Linked DNA regions of Homo sapiens: region 1 is linked to region 2. Evidence: read pairs that join two places in POLR2A ChIA-PET (ENCODE). Cell type or tissue: Panc1. All regions are shown on one strand.

Region 1 (8,000 bases), 300 kb before region 2:
ATGTTTGTAGTAAAAGCATGCAAACACAGACTGGAAGGATGCTTCGCACCTGTCTTGTATTATGACTGTTCCCACCTAAAAATGTAGATCATGTGTTGGTTCTTCTGACCAACTGGGGAAATTCATCCTATTTTTCAATTTATTGCGTATTCTCACCATTGCAAACCCTCATCCTGACTTATTTTTATTTTTTCTTTTAGCCCTAATCCTCAATCCTATCCCTTTTCCTCTTAGCCATCCTCTCTAATTTGTTTAACCTAAGCCTGTGTGTCCTCAGAAAATAGGTTATGCTGTTGGTGTGTGTGGTTGGTAATCTATATACATGGTGTTATGCTATTGATTTTGTTTGGTAATCTCCCTTTTTACTCAATACTATATTTATAAGATCCATTTAAGTGGTTGTATGCCTCTACTTTATTGCTTCTGACTGCTGCATGGTATTCCATACTCATGTCCACCACACTTACTCATTCTCCCTCTTGATGGACGCTGAAGTTGCTTGCCTCCAACACCCTCTACTGCAAACATTGCAGCAGCAGACATCCTTATATATTGCAGCCCTAAAACCTCCACAAAGATTTCTCCAGGAGTGGGATTGCTACTGAAAAGCCATATGACAGTATTTACTTAAATGCAGTCTGTGTGCATGAGGGTTCCCAGCTCTCCTACATCCTCATCAACACTTGGTAATACCCGGAAGACCTTCCAGCCTATTGGCACTTCTCCCTAAGGACCGATTCAGCCTACATTGGAAGACATAGTGAGTTTTAATCTCTTCCTATCATTCCTTCCTGGCCTGTCTCCCTTGTCTGGAATGAAAGTTCTTTTTATAATTTCCTACCCAGTTCTCACTGATAGGACCAGAAACCCGAAACCTTCCTCCATTATCTTAAGAACTCAGCCAGTTTTTCAAAACTAAGCCTCCTTTGTTTTTTTACTTAATCCGAAATAAACCTCTCTTATCTTGTTTTCCCCTCTTTGCTCAGGGCCTGGAAGCCTCACTGGCCATTCTTGTGGATTGCTCCAGAAATGGCCCCTGAGAGGTATTGCTTCACCTGAGTCTACCTGGGGTGGGGGTGGAGCTGCAGACCTTCCCCAGATGTCACCCATTCACAGAAGCCAGTTTTGGGATTTAGCTCTGTTTAAATTGGGACCTGTAGCTTTGCTTGCAAGTGGAAATAAGTTGGTCTTATTTGCTGGGGATAATTATATGTAAAAGAATCCTACCTAATGCAACCCGACTTTTGGCCTGAGCCATTCAATGGATAATTAGTCCTAACTGTATTGCTGGAGTGGACCATTACTGAAGTCTTACCTTTTTTGTCCTTGCTTTTACCTTGCCTTGTTCCAGCAAGGCTTAAGCATAGCTTTAGGTCCTATGTTATGCGCATGTTATGTGATTGTCTGATTGATTACATTATAAACTCTGCACAGGCGGCATCACGGTCTTTCTGCCCTTTCCTGCCTCCCTCCGTCCTTGCACTGCCTTGCTTCATGGAGCTTTGCACTTAGCAGGTGCTCAGTAAATACTTGCTGGGTGGTTGACACAGGATTACATGTTAATCCATCATCTTCAAAGGCTAGAACCAGACCTATTTAAAAAAACAAACAAAATCCTTCCTTTTAAAAGTGGCATTACCTTCTTACCCTCACAAATGTTCATTTTAGTCGCCTTTATTGCTTTCTGGGGTAGGGGGTCTTAAGGGAGTAACTCAGAGAGCCTCTTTAACTTAAAAGAGGCATAATAAATTACAGTCTTTAAGAGAAGATCGGATGCCTGCGTGCCTCCCAGAAGTGGGTTAGGAGCACAGAATTCTAGATGGCTCCTTTGTTTGCACCCCACCCTGTCTGCAGGGCTGGCCTCCCACAGCAGTGTGTGGTATCCTACAGATCACTATTAAATAAACAGTCCCTTGAAATCACAACATTAAAAAGTGCTGTCTATGTATTGTACCAGGAGAGCCAAATATTATGGAAAAGGCCAAATATTTCCACTGTGTTAAGAAAATAAGAACCCAGCAGCATGGAACTTCCCACTCAGTAGGCAAAAGATGTGGTGGAGACTTCAAAAGGGTGGAAGAACCATCAAGACAGCTTGAGCTGCAACGGGTGACTGCCCCATTAAAAAAAGCAAGTGTGTGTGTATTCCAGATGCAGCTGCAGAAATCGCAACACCACCTTTCAACTGGGAAATAAATGAATGCACCAACGTATGTATCGTGGCTCACCCAAGCAATCGTCCAACTGTGACTAGGGCTGGGGGAGAGGTTAGGAGGAGAGAGGACGAAGTACAGAACACAAACAGTCTTTGTTCTCCAAAGACCCAAAAGGCAGATTCACAGGAAGAGATTCCTCATCCTGGTCTGAAATGAAGATAGACACTTGGCCATAGGGCTGATGGCTCTAGCAGAGGCCCTGCCCTTGGGATCTCGGCAGCATCTCAGCCAGGAGGGCTCCCTGACTCTGGAAGTGGAATATTGAGTGATAAGAAGTTTGGCTTCTCCCACCCACTTTCCACCACCAGGTAGAGCTTGTGAAGCCTGAAAAGTCTGTAGGGCCAAGCAGCCTGACTTTCATGGAAGGAGACCCAGGAGTCAACTTGTTTTAATTAAAAAGTTAGGTTGGGTTATCTCAGGGCCACCCCCAGGGAGGGTGATGCTTCCAAGCTGACCAAATTCTGAGCTGCTGAGCTGCTTACTTTAATGAGCTTGGGGAAGCTCATTTGAGGAGTGGTGGTAAAATCGCTCACTGGACTTGCAACATGAGAATGTTGTTCATGAATCATCAGGAAGAACTCCCAGGTGTGGAGAATGGACTCTTGTTCCTTCAGCTGATTTGGGACCTGGCACTCACACTCGCTTACTAACTTTCTCTCCCTAGCGTAAGCATTCGCTTCCTGCCTAGAGTCTGGCTACCTACCCATCATCCCCATTACCCAAAATACAAAAACAGAGAACTGTAGCATCTTATTACGTAGACTTTCCTCTCTCCCAAAAGATGTGCCAGTGCCCCTGCCTGCCGTGCCAGGCCCTGCAGGGATGATGATCATGGTCTCCAGCATTTACCGAGCTGTAATTCTGCACAGGGAACCAGGCCAGGCTCTGTGCACCTTCCTAGAGCCTCACAGCAGTCCTCTGCGGGGCACGACTGTTCTCATCCACTCTTGTCATCCCCGTTTTACAGCTGAGGAACCAGTGGCTCTGGCAGGTGTTGGGACGTCTGCCCATGGTCACGTAGACTGTGTGGCAGAGCCGGAATTCAAATCTAGGCCCCATGACTTCAGTACTGCTCTATCTGAGGACTATGCAGAGATGGCATAGCCCCTCCTTCAAAAGCTCATAGTCTAGTTGTAGAGAGCAGAGCTCCTTGCATGGACAAATAATCCACCAGGCCCAGCAGAACTGGGTACCACAAACCGCATGGGATGTCTAGGAAGGGGCTGGAAGGAAGTCACGGTGCACTGAGAATGTGGTGTGCCAGGCGGTGTGCTATGTACCTATGTGTCCATGACCTCTTTAATTCTCAAAGCACTCCTGTGAGGTTCACTTTACAAATACAGGACTGAGGCTCAGAGAGTCATGTAGCTTGCCCAACACCACACAGCTCATGGGTGGTGGAGCTGGGCCTGAACCCACATGTCTTTCTAACTCCAAACCACATTCTCTTTGCATGATACCATGATAGACACTCCATTTCCGTAGTGTTACCGGGAGTGAAGGCCTTGAAGGATGGGTGAGAGGTGAGAAGGGAGAAAGGAGGGAGTGGGCATTCCAGGCTGAGGGAAAGGAAGAGGAGTGGGCCTGAGGAGCAGCAGGAATTCCACCAGCCCCGCCCAGAAGTGGCCCAGTTTTTATCACCATCCCAAATACATCGCCTTGGTGTACATGAACTTGCTGAGGGCCTAGTTTCCATGGCTCCGAAGAGGTGACATCTCCCTCCCACCCCTCATCCACCCTGAGCTCCCTGGCTGATTTATTCAATGTGGTCATCTGCAATGGTTGTGGACCTGTCAGGATGACAGATTCGCCTGGGGACATCCTCCTGTGGAAGGAACTGGATTCATCCCTTGATCACTTCCATGCCCTGTGGGTCTCTCCCTACCTCTTGCTCATTCTACGAGTTATCCCTCCATTAGCCGGGCCGAAGCATCCTCCAGGCAGGGTTTCCTAATTACCTAATGGTGACCATGCTACCCTTTGCCAACCTTATGAAAAGCATGGCCATGTCCGTTATCTCATCTGATCTTTTGCTCTTCCAACCAGCATTTATTAAGTGCCTACTGTGTGCCACACACCATATCAGGTGCTGAAGATTCACGGGTGAACCAAAACAATTTCATGCCTGGAGAGAAGGGATGTTACAGAGTAGCTGAGATGACTGACATTAACCAGAATTACAAAGTGCCCGGCTCTAAAATGTGCTCCGGGACCTGGAAGGAATTACACTCACTAGGGGGAAAATTCTAGCATGGACAGCCAGTTCCATCAGAATCCTGGGATCCTCTGTCTCCTAGGATCTGCATGTTTCTCAGTAGATCTGAAGCTGTTTGATCACCTGCAGGAGCTGGGGAGTCTGCTGGAGGCCTGGGATGGAGTTCTGGGCTTAGTCTGGAGAGAATATGTAAACAGGTGCAGCCTCCTTAAGGAAACCTGAGAGGCAGCACCACACAGTGGAAAGAACAGTTTTGGAGTCCAACAGACCTGGACATGCATCTGGGTTTATATCTGTGTGACCTTAGGCAAGTCACCGAACCTCTCTGAGCCCAAGTATCCTCACTTGGAGAATAGGGATGATGATAGCATGGATGTGCCTGAAATGCCCAGCCAGGAGCCCAACACATGGTGACCTGAGCAAACATGGGCATCTTTATTAGCTAGAGGTCATGAAACTCTGGATGTGCAAAGCAGGCCAATTTGTGATTTGTTTAATTTACAAGATTTCTCATTTTATGAGAAAACTTGCTGACAATACTTTCATATTGGGAGCTCCTCTTAGGTTTGAAAAATAAAATAATTGGCCGTGCACGGTGGCTCACGCCTGTAATCCCAGCACTTTGGGAGGCCGAGGTGGGCCGATCACGAGGTCAGGAGATTGAGACCATCCTGGCTAACATGGTGAAACCCTATCTCTACTAAAAATACAAAAAATTAGCCGGGCGTGGTGGCGGGAGCCTGTAGTCCCAGCTACTCAGGAGGCTGAGGCAGGAGAATGGCGAGAACCCGGGAGGTGGAGCTTGCGGTGAGCTGAGATTGCGCCACTGCACCCCAGCCTGGGTGACAGAGCGAGACTCCGTCTCAAAAAAAAAAAAAAAAAAATTTGTTACGGATGCTGTGTTTTACCCAGGAGCACCCTGTTCTCAGCTTCATACAGAACTAAGCCAAGTGTGTCAGTGCTGTCCGGAAGGAGAGTCTCTAGGGGCATGCCACAGGACTCTATGCTCTGTCTCTGACCTGGAATGTTGGTCAGTGACTTGGATGATATTTTGATGGCATCCTGTTCACATTTACAGGTGACCAGGGAGGAAGGAGAGAGAGTGCTTAGAACTGAACAGATGTAAATGTAATGAGTTTCGAATGAACAATTCAAAGAGGAAATTAAGAAAACAATTCCATTTTTATTAGCATCAAAAAGAATAAAACACCCACCTCTTGCAAAATTGAAACTGTATCAATTAAATAATAACTCCCCTTTCCCTCCTCCCTGCAACGCCTGTTAACAGCCATTATACCTTGAGTAAATTCTCAACAAATGATACTGTCCTAGGAAAAGAAAATGTAATGGGCGCTGATGAAATCAGCGGCCCAAGTGTAGGCAGCAGGAGGTTTGGTTTTCATGGAAGCAGGTGTGTGAGGTGTCAGGGTTGGGGTTGTTTGGGAGCCAGCAGAAGCCAGCAGTATAAATGCCTCTCCAAATCCTAGGGATGCATTCACAGAATTCACATTTCTTGGAATGCATTTGTAGAGGTTTAGGATTTAGAAAGTTTAGAGAGAGGCTGGGCACAATGGCTCAGCACTTTGGGAGGCCTAAGCCGGTGGATTACTTGAGCCCAGGAGTTCAAGACCAGCCAGGATAACTTGGCGAAACCCTATCTCTACAAAAATACAAAAATTAGCCAAGCTTGGTGGTGCACTTCTGTAACTCCAGCTACTCAGGGGGCTGAGGCACGAGAATTGCTTGAATCCGGGAGGTGGAGGTTGCAGTGAGCAGAAATCGTGCCACTGCACTCCAGCCAGGGTGATGGAGTGAGACTGTATCTCAAAAAATAGAGAGATGACATGGCAAGAGTTGCTTCCATTCTGCCCTCTCTGCCTGTCTACACCTGGTCTACACAGGTGAAGGTTGGATTCAGGTCCTGGTGTACATTTTATGAGAGCAGGGTAGGAGGGCAGCCTGGATGGTGGAGACACAGGACTGGTCACCAGAAGCCACAGGAAGTAGGGCTGGTTATCCTCAAGCCGAGGGGATGCCGGGAGAGGGGCTATGTGAAATGTCCTCTTTCAGGAGAGGATTTTGATATGTTCTCTGTGGCCCCAGAGGCAGAACTAGTGGGTATGGGCGGGCATTAGCAGGAAGTAGATTCAGATCAGGATAAGGAAAATGTTCTCAGAGGCTCGGTGGATGCTGTGTGGCTTCCCCTCCGGGTTGACCCAGCCTCTGTGCTGGAAGCTGGACTTGCCTGGGCAAGGGCTGAGTTCGGGACTGCTTCAGCATTCCTCCAAATAAACCTCCCCTGGCCACAGAAAAGCCCAGAGAACAGAGAATATTAGAAGCTAAGGGAGAGCTTGCAGTTATTTCCCAACTCTGCCCTTCCTCATGCCTTCCCATTTTAAAGACGAGGAAATCAAAGCTCCAAGCCACCGAAAGAAACAAACTCCATGCCTGCCCACCCTCCCCTTGGGGCCACCTGGAGGTTTCTGCAGAAGGAGGGTGCTTGGTCTGAGCCAGTCAGTGGATGAGGGGTTTCCCAGGGGAGTGCCAGGTCAGGCACATTCCTCAGAGCTTCAAAATAGCCCCGCAAGCCAATACATTTCCTCCCAGGGGTTGGGGAGTGGCCGTCAGCTGGCAAGGGACAATATGAGGGACACATCTCAGGGGACACTCTCGAGTGAGGCATTAGGGTGTGGGTGCTGAGATGTCTCTTTTCATTGTTCTGCAGGAGTGAGTGCGGCCTTGACACGCTGACTGGCCTGGCATGGCTGTCCCAGCTGAAGCCTGTCCCCTGCCCGCTGCCCTTCTTTCCCTCATCTCAGCCATGTCTGCAGGCACCTCCCTGCCTCCCACTCCCTAGGCTCACCAAGCTCCCTCAGCTTTCCAAAGTCTGTGAGTTGTAGTGTGAGGCCACGCCATGAGGCAGGGACAAAACACAGGGTTTGGAATCAGTCCCACCGGGACTGGAATCCAAGCTCTACTGTTAATACATCCCAGCTGTGTGACCTTGGGCAAGTCACTGATCCTTTTGGACCCTCAGCATCTTCTTCTGTTAGATGGGCTTGTACCCATCCCAAGGATTTGTATATGGGTTACATGGGCTTAATGATGTATGGCTGTCTCCAGTGCAGAGCCTAGCACATGGAACTTGCTAGGGTGGCCTCCCTCTGTGCCTCAGTTGCCATGAAATGGTGGAGCCCAGTGATGAGGCCAGCCAGAATAATGCTCCCAACCCTGTAAGGGCAGTGGTTAAAGCCAGTCTCAATCAAGGTGGGTGTTAAGGGTCAACTCTGGCCTGAATCAGGAATGCCACCTTCTTACACAAAGCCAGCATTGCCTTCAAGGTGACTTCTGCAAAAGAGACGGATTTTTCTGCACGCTGCTTTTCTCATGGCATCCGTGGCACATCCTCTCTCCCTGTCAGCAAACCTAGGCTACCTAGATTTTGAGACAGTTGCAAAGTATTTATTCTGAGGATTCCCAGGACAACTTGATGGATCCTGCCAAAAACATCTTTGAACATATAACTTGACACACTTTTGTGAATTTATTCCCCAAGATAAATTCCTAGC
Region 2 (8,000 bases):
CAGGAAAAGCTATGCTTAACATCAGATAAAGCAGGCTTTAAGTCAAAATGGTAAATAGAGACAAGGTCATTATATAATGATAAAGGGATCAATTCAGCAAGAGGACATAACAATCATAAATTATATGTGCCAAACAATGGAGCATCCAGATATATAAAGCATAAATTATTAGATCTAAAGGGAGAGACAGAGGCCAGGCACAGTGGCTCATGCCTGTAATCCCAGCACTTTGGGAGACTGAGGCAGAAGGGTTATTTGAGGCCAGAAGTTCAAGACCAGCCTGGGCAACATAGTGAGACTTCATCTCTACTAAAAAAAAAAAAGAAAAAGCCAGGAATGGTAGTATGCACTTAGGAGGCTGAGGCAGGAGGATCACTTGAGCCCAAGGAGTTTGAGGATGCAGTGAGCTATGACCATGCTACTGCACTTCACTCTGGGCAATAAAGTGAGACCCTGTCTCAAAAAAAGTGGGGGCCAGACATGGTGCTCACATCTGTAATCCCAGCACTTTGGAAGGCCACAGCAGGAGGGTAGCTTGAGGCCAGGAGTTCAAGACCAGCCTGGGCAACATAGCAAGACTCCACCTCTAATAAATAAAAAAAATAAAAATGTTTCAAAAAGTAGAGACAGAACCCAATATAATAATGGTTAGGGACTTCAACACCTTACTCTTGGCATTGGATAGATCATCTAGATAGGAAATCAACAAAGAAACATTAAATTTAAACTGCACTATGTAAAGACATTTACAAAACATTTCATCAAACAGCTCTAGAACACATTTTTTTTTTGAGACAGGGTCTTGCTTTGTTGCCCAGGCTGGAGTGCAGTGGTACAATCTTGGCTCACTGCAACCTCCGCCTCCTGGGTTCAAGCAATTCTCCTGCCTCAGCCTCCCAAGTAGCTGGGATTACACGCACACACCACCACACCTGGCTAATTTTTGTATTTTTAGTAGAGACAGGGTGTCACCATATTGACCAAGCTGGTCTTGAACTCCTGACCTCTTGATCCACCTGCTCAGCCTCCCAAAGTGCTGGGATTATAGGCATAAGCCACCACGCCCAGGCAAATACATATTATTTTTATCAGCACATAGAACATTGTCCAGGATAGACCACATTTTAGGCCACAAAACAAGTCTCAACAATTCTAAAAGAACCGAAATCATGGCCAGGTGTGGTGGCTCATCCTGTAATCCCAGAACTTTGGGAGGCTGAGGCAGGTGGATCACCTGAGGTCGGGAGTTACAGACCAGCCTGGCCAACACAGTGAAACCCCGTCTCTACTAATAACACAAAAATTAGCTGGCTGTGGTGGCGCACACCTGTAATCTCTGCTAGCCAGGAGGCTGAAGCAGGAGAATTGTTTGAACCTGGGAGGCAGAGGTTGCAGTGAGCCCAAATCGTGCCACTGCACTCCAGCCTGGGTGACAGAGAAAAAAAAAAAAAAGAATTGAAATCATATCAACTATCATTTCTGACCATAATTAAACAAAACTAGAAATCAGTAACAACAATTTGTGAAATTGTACAAATACATAGAAATTAAATAACATGATCCTGAACAATCAATGGGTCAATACAGAAATTAAGAAGAAAATTTAAAAATGTCTTGAAACATATAAAAATAGAAACACAACAAAGCAAAACCTATAGGATACAGCAAAAGCAGTATTATGAGGAAAGTTTATAGGAATAAATGAATACAGTAAAAAAAAAAATCTAGTGAAGTATCTCAAGGCACTAGAAAAGAAAGAACAAACAAAACACAAAGTTAGTAGTGGGAAAGGTATAGTAAAGACCAGAGTAGAAATAAAATAAATTGAGACTAAAGAAAACACAAAAGATTGACAAAAAAAGTTGGTTTTTTTTGAGAGAATAAACATAATTGACAAGCCATTAGCTAGACTAACCAAGAAAAAAAGATAAAAGACCCAAATACATAAAATCAGAAATCAAAACAGAGACATTACAACTGATACCACAGAGGCTGCTCTGGCTGTGGAGTAGCCACTCTTTTGTTTCTTTACTTCTCTAATAGACTTGCTTTCACTTTACTCTGTGGACTCACCCCAAATTTTTTCTTGCATAAGATCCAAGAACCCTCTCTTGGGGTCTGAATTGTGACCGCTTTCCAGTAACATCTTCCATGGTGAATCACAAAGGGATGATACTGAAGAGACCCCTGACCCAAAGAAAATAGATTGCAGCATCAATTGGCCAACTTTGGAGTCAAGAAAACTTTTCAATTATTTACAGCTTTTAGCAATTGAGTAAAGAATCCTCCTGTAAGCAAAACTTGGAGCATATTTCTTTCTCTCTATTTGATTTCTCCAGAATTTGGAAACTATTTGTGAGTATTCTTAACTTATGGCAATATAGTTATTTACATAAGTGCAAAAAGCAACTGTTTTCTTTTGTAACAGAACACAGTTGGAGACTGGTTCTTTTACCAAGGCTTTGACTGGAATGGCATTCTTTCAGATATAAACAGATTCCTTTAAGGAATAAAAGCCCCTTGGGAAAACTGGCCTCATATCTTGTCTACACAGTCCCTGTACAGGGTTCCTCACCTGTGGTAAGTATAGAATGTCATTTTCTGGCAGGCTTAGGAGCCCCAAGTTATCTTGGGACCTCGAGAGGAGAGAAATTTACCCAGCTCATACAGGTATTTGCAGTCACAAACCCATGGCTCGGCTCAAGGCTTTAAAAAGTCTAATCCATGATTCCTTATCGAACAAAGATCCATCAAAGGCAATTTTAAAAGGTGCCTATATGGCAAATAATTATTCTTGCTGCACTTCTACAAACAATCAAGACAATTATAATAAGACTAAAGCTTATTTTGCAAATGAAACCATGATTTGGTTTTAATAAAAATGAAGACTGGAGAGAGAAAATTTGTATTTCAAAAACTATGGTACACCTGTTATTAGAGTCTAGTCTTATTTGCTGTTTTTTAGTTTTTTTCTGCAATTTAGATTGACCCTGCTTATTTCTGTGAATCAGTTAGTGATTTCTGGCTGCTGCTCAGAAGAAACAAGAGAAATAGGTAATATAAAAATCTGGATCAGTCTTCTAATTATGGGCATATACTGGAATTGGGTAGCAACCCCAAATCAGCTTGGTTCCAACACTTGCCCAGTTCCTTGGTTCCAACACTTGCCCAGTTCCAGTTCCTGGGAAGTTCCCAGTTCTTTCCAGGAACTGGGCAAGTCACAGTCAAATACCTGTGACTGCAAACTAAACTTATCATTTAGTTTGGTTGGAATGCTTTTACTTATATTGATTTACTGTTGTGAAACATATTGCTGTTGTACTCTTTGTGCAGGAATGCAGGATAAGCTTACTCAACAATTTCTTAAATTGAACACTTATTCTTCTTCCTGATATCACCTTTTGTCAGAAGTCAGAGTTATGAATGACCCTCACCATACCAACATTTTCTTTTTCTTTTCTTTTTTTTTTTTTTTTGAGACGGAGTCACGCTCTATTGCCCAGGCTGGAGTGCAGTGGCACTACCTCAGCTCACTGCAACCTCCGCCTCCCGGGTTCAAGCGATTCTCCTGTCTCAGCCTCCTAAATAGCTGGGACTATAGGCACACACCACCACACCTGGCTAATTTTTGTATTTTTTTTTCTTTCTGTTCTTTTGAGACAGAGTTTCACTCTGTTGCCCAGGCTGGAGTGCAATGGTGCAATCTTAGCTCACTGCAACATCCGCCTACCGGGTTCAGGTGATTCTCCTGCCTCAGCCTTTGAGTAGCTGGGATTACAGGCACCTGCCACCACGCCCAGCTAATTTTTGTATTTTTAGTAGAGATGGGGTTTCACCAGGTTGGCCAGGCTGGTCTCAAATTCCTGACCTCAGGTGATCCACCCACCTCAGCCTCCCAAAGTACTGGGATTACAGGCATGAGCCAACGTGCCTGGCCTAATTTTTGTATTTTTACTAGTGACAGGGTTTCACCATGTTGGCCAGGCTGGTCTCAAACTCCTGACCTGAGATGATTGGTCCACCTCGGCCTCCCAAAGTGCTGGGATTACAGGCGTGAGCCATTGTGCCCGGCCTTTATACCAATGTTTTCTGACTGAGCTCCTCTCTACTCTAAATACAAGAGACCCTAATAGATAGAAATATCATCACCCCTATTCAGCCAGCAGAAGTTAGAGAAGATAGATATTCATCCCTCTACAACCCATAGGATTAAGGGTCCCCTTGTAAAATGGAGGGAGAAATATGTCAGAGGTGTTCAAACCAGAGCCACTCCATCTTCAACAGGGCCTGGGTAAAATGAGACTGAGATATGCTGGGCTGCATTCCCAGGAGGTTAGGCATTCTTAGTCACAGGATGAGATAGGGAATCACAAGATACAAGTCACGAAGACCCTGCTGATGAAACGAGATACAATAGGCCAGGTGCAGTGACTCATGCCTGTAATCCCAGCACTTTGGGAGGCCAAGGTGGGCAGATCACCTGAGGTCAGGAGTTCAAGACCAGCCTGGCCAACATGGTGAAACCCCATCTCTGCTACAAATATAAAAATTAGCCTGGCATGGTTGTGCATGCCTGTAATCCCAGCTACTTGGAAGGCTGAAGCAGGAGAATCGCTTGAACCTGGGAGGTAGAGGTTGCTGTGAGCCAAGATTGTGTCAGGGCACTCCAGCCTGGGCAACAGAGCGAGACTCTGCCTCAAAAAAAAAAAACCAAAAAAAAAAGAAAAAAAGTGCAATAAAAAAATCCAGCCAGTCAAAACCTACCAAAACCAAGATAGCAATGAAAGTGCCAATAGCATACTAAAAAGACACTCCCACCAGTGCCATAACAGTTTACAAATGCCATGGCAACATCCCTAAGTTACCCTATATGGTCTAAAGGGAGGAGGAACTCTCAGTTCCAGGCATTGTCTGCCCCTTTCCTGGAAAACTCGAATAATCCACCCCTAATTTAGCATATGATAAGAAATAACCATAAAAATAGCCAACCAGGAGCCCTCAGGGCTGCTCTGTCTATGCAGTAGCCATTCTTTTGTTTCTTTACTTCTCTAATAAACTTGCTTTTACTTAAAAAAAAAAAAAGATGATACCACAGAAATACAAAGGATCATTAGAGACTATTACAAACAACTATACACAAACAAATTAGAAAGCCTAGTCGCTATAACCTGGCATTCATATGCAGAAAAATAAAAGAAAACCAGCCAGCGTGGTGGCTCATGCCTGTAATCCCAGCACCTTGGGAGGCCAAGGCAGGTGGATCATGACGTCAGGAGTTCAAGACCAGCCTGACCAACATGGTGAAACCCCATCTCTACTAAAAATACAAAAATTACCCGGGCATGGTGGTACGCACCTGTAATCCCAGCTCCTTGGGAGGCTGAGGCCGGAGAATCACTTGAAACCAGGAGGCAGAGGTTGCAGTGAGCTGACATCGTGCCACTGCACTCCAGCCTGAGTGACAGAGTGAGACTGTCTCAAAAAAAAAAGAAAAGAAAAGAAAAGAAAACCTAGCAGAAATTGAGAAATTCCTGGACACATGAAATCTACCAAGATTGAACCAAGAAGAAATATAAAACCAGAACAGACCAGTTCCAAGTAACAATATTGAATCTATAATAAGTCTTCCATCAAAGAAAAGCACAGGACCTGATGGCCTCGCTGCTGAATTCTACCAAACATCTGAAGAAAAACTAATGCCAATTCTTCTCAAACTCTTCCAGAAAATTAAGGGGGAAAGAATTCTTCTAAACTTATTCAATGAGGCCAGCATTACCCTATACCAAAACCAAACAAGTACACAACAAAAAAAAGAAAGCTACAGGCCAATATCTCTGGTAAATATAGAAGCAAAAAATCCTCAACAAAATACTGGTCAACCAAATTTAGCAGCACATCAAAAAGATGATTCACCATGATCAAGCAGAATTTATCTCAGGGATACAACATACACAAGTCAATAAACACAATATATCACATCAACAGAATGAAGGACAAAAACCATATGCTCCTCTCAATAGATGCACAAAAAGTACTTGATAAAATTCAACATCCCTTCATGATAAAAACTCTCAACAAGTTAGGTATAGAAGGAGTATATCTCAACACAGTAAAGGCCACATAGCACAAAATCATAGCCAACATCATACTGAAAGGGGATAAGTTGAAAGCTTTTTCTCCAAGATCCAAAACAAGACAAGAAAGCCCACTATTACCACTTTTATTCACCACAGTAGTGGAAGTACTAGCCAGAGCAATTAAGGAAGAGAAAAAAATAAAGAGCATCCATATTAGACAACAGGAAGTCAGATTGTCCCTATTTGCATATAAACTATCATATATAGAAAAACAAAAGACTTACAGTCACGATGGCTCACACCTGTAATCCCAGCACTTTGGGAGGAGGAGGCTGGTGGATCACTTGAGGTCAAGAGTTGGAGACCAGCCTGGCCAACATGGTGAAACTCCATATCTACTAAAAATACAAAAAGTGGCCCAGCATTGTAGCGCACACCTGTAATCCCAGCTACTTGGGTTGCTGAGGCAGGAGAATGGCTTGAACCCAGGAGGAGGAGGTTGTAGTGGGCCGAGGTGATGCCACTGCACTCCAGCCTGGGCAACAGAGTGAAAGTCTGTCTCAAAAAAAAAAAAAGAAAAAAGAAAGAAAGAAAGAAAAAAAACTCCACCAAAAAAACTCTGAGAACTAATAAATGAATTCAGTAAAATTTCAGAATACAAAATCAACATACAAAAATCAGTAGCATTTCTATACACCAACAACAAACTAGCAGAAAAAGAAACACAGCAATCCCATTTACAATAACTACAAAAAAAAAATCTAGGAATAAATTCAACCAAAGAAGTGAAAGATCTCTACAATAAGAACTGTTAAACACTGATGAAAAAAATTGAAGAGGACATAAAAAAACTGAAAGACATCCATGTTTATGGATTAAAAGAATTAATATTGTGAACATTACCATACCACCCAAAGCAATCTACAGATTCAATGCAACTCACAACAAAATACCAAAGACATTCTTCACAGAAATAGAAAAAACAATCCTAAAAATTCTATGGACCCCACCCCCCATATAGCCAAAGCAATCCTGAGCAAAAAGGACAAAGCTAGACATATCACACTACCAGACCTCAAAATATATTAAAAAGACCAAAACAACATGGCACTGGCATAAAAACAGACACATAGACCAATGGAACAGAATAGGAAATCCAGACATAAACCCATGTATTTATAGCAAAACTGATTTTCAATAAAGGTGACAAGAACATTCACTGGGGATGGAACAGTCTTTTCAACAAATGATGCTAGGAAAACTGGATATCCATATGCAGAAAAATGAAACTAGAGCCGTATCTCTCACCATATATAAAAATCAACTTAAAATTGGCTAAAGACTTAAATGTAAGACCCAAAACCATAAAACTACTAGAAGAAAACATAGAAGAAATGCTTCAGGACATTGGTCTGGGCAAAGATTTTATAAAGAAAACCTCAAAGCACGGGCAACAAAAGCAAAAGTAGACAAATGAAATTATATCAAACTAAAATGTTTCTGCACAGCAAGGGAAATAATCAAGAGAATGAAGAGATCACCTGCAGAATAGGAGAAAATATTTGCAAACTATTCATCTGACAAGGGGTTAATATCCAGAATATACAAGGGACTCAAACAACTCAACAGCAAAAAACAAACAAAAATCCTCCAATTAAAAAACAGGCAGATGAGCTGAATAGATATCTCTCAAAAGAATGCAGACAAAACCAACAAGTATATATTTTTAAATGTTCAACATCACTAACCATCAGGGATATGCAAATCAAAATGACAATGAAATATCATTGCACCCCAGTTATAGTGGCCATTATCAAAATAAACAAAAAATTACAAATGCTGGCAAGGAGGCAGAGAAAGGGGAACTCTTTCTGCAGGCGGGAATGTAAATTAGTACAGCCATTATGGAAAACAGTATCAAGG

Evidence for each region. ChIA-PET counts read pairs that join two places held together with the same protein. Peaks named below come from ENCODE experiments on the same cell type or tissue, not always from the same donor. Only the 100,000 strongest peaks of a DNase experiment are listed, where the experiment ranks them.
Region 1: POLR2A ChIA-PET joins it to region 2 with 6 read pairs; 2 of 35 experiments call an interaction of 5 or more read pairs at or near these places.

What each region holds. Positions count from the first base shown.
Region 1 is chr10:103,823,078-103,831,077 of GRCh38, reverse strand. The region is part of intron 1 of SH3PXD2A (SH3 and PX domains 2A); the gene reads left to right. Among named protein-coding and RNA genes, the nearest start is that of SH3PXD2A, 28 kb to the left of the region's middle. In Panc1, no CTCF peak of the experiment used is centred here; no DNase peak of the experiment used is centred here.
Region 2 is chr10:103,524,011-103,532,010 of GRCh38, reverse strand. All of the region lies in intron 1 of NEURL1 (neuralized E3 ubiquitin protein ligase 1), which reads right to left. Among named protein-coding and RNA genes, the nearest start is that of NEURL1-AS1, 11 kb to the right of the region's middle. RefSeq lists enhancers at 3,427-3,927, 3,928-4,428. In Panc1, no CTCF peak of the experiment used is centred here; a DNase peak (open chromatin) is centred at 4,360.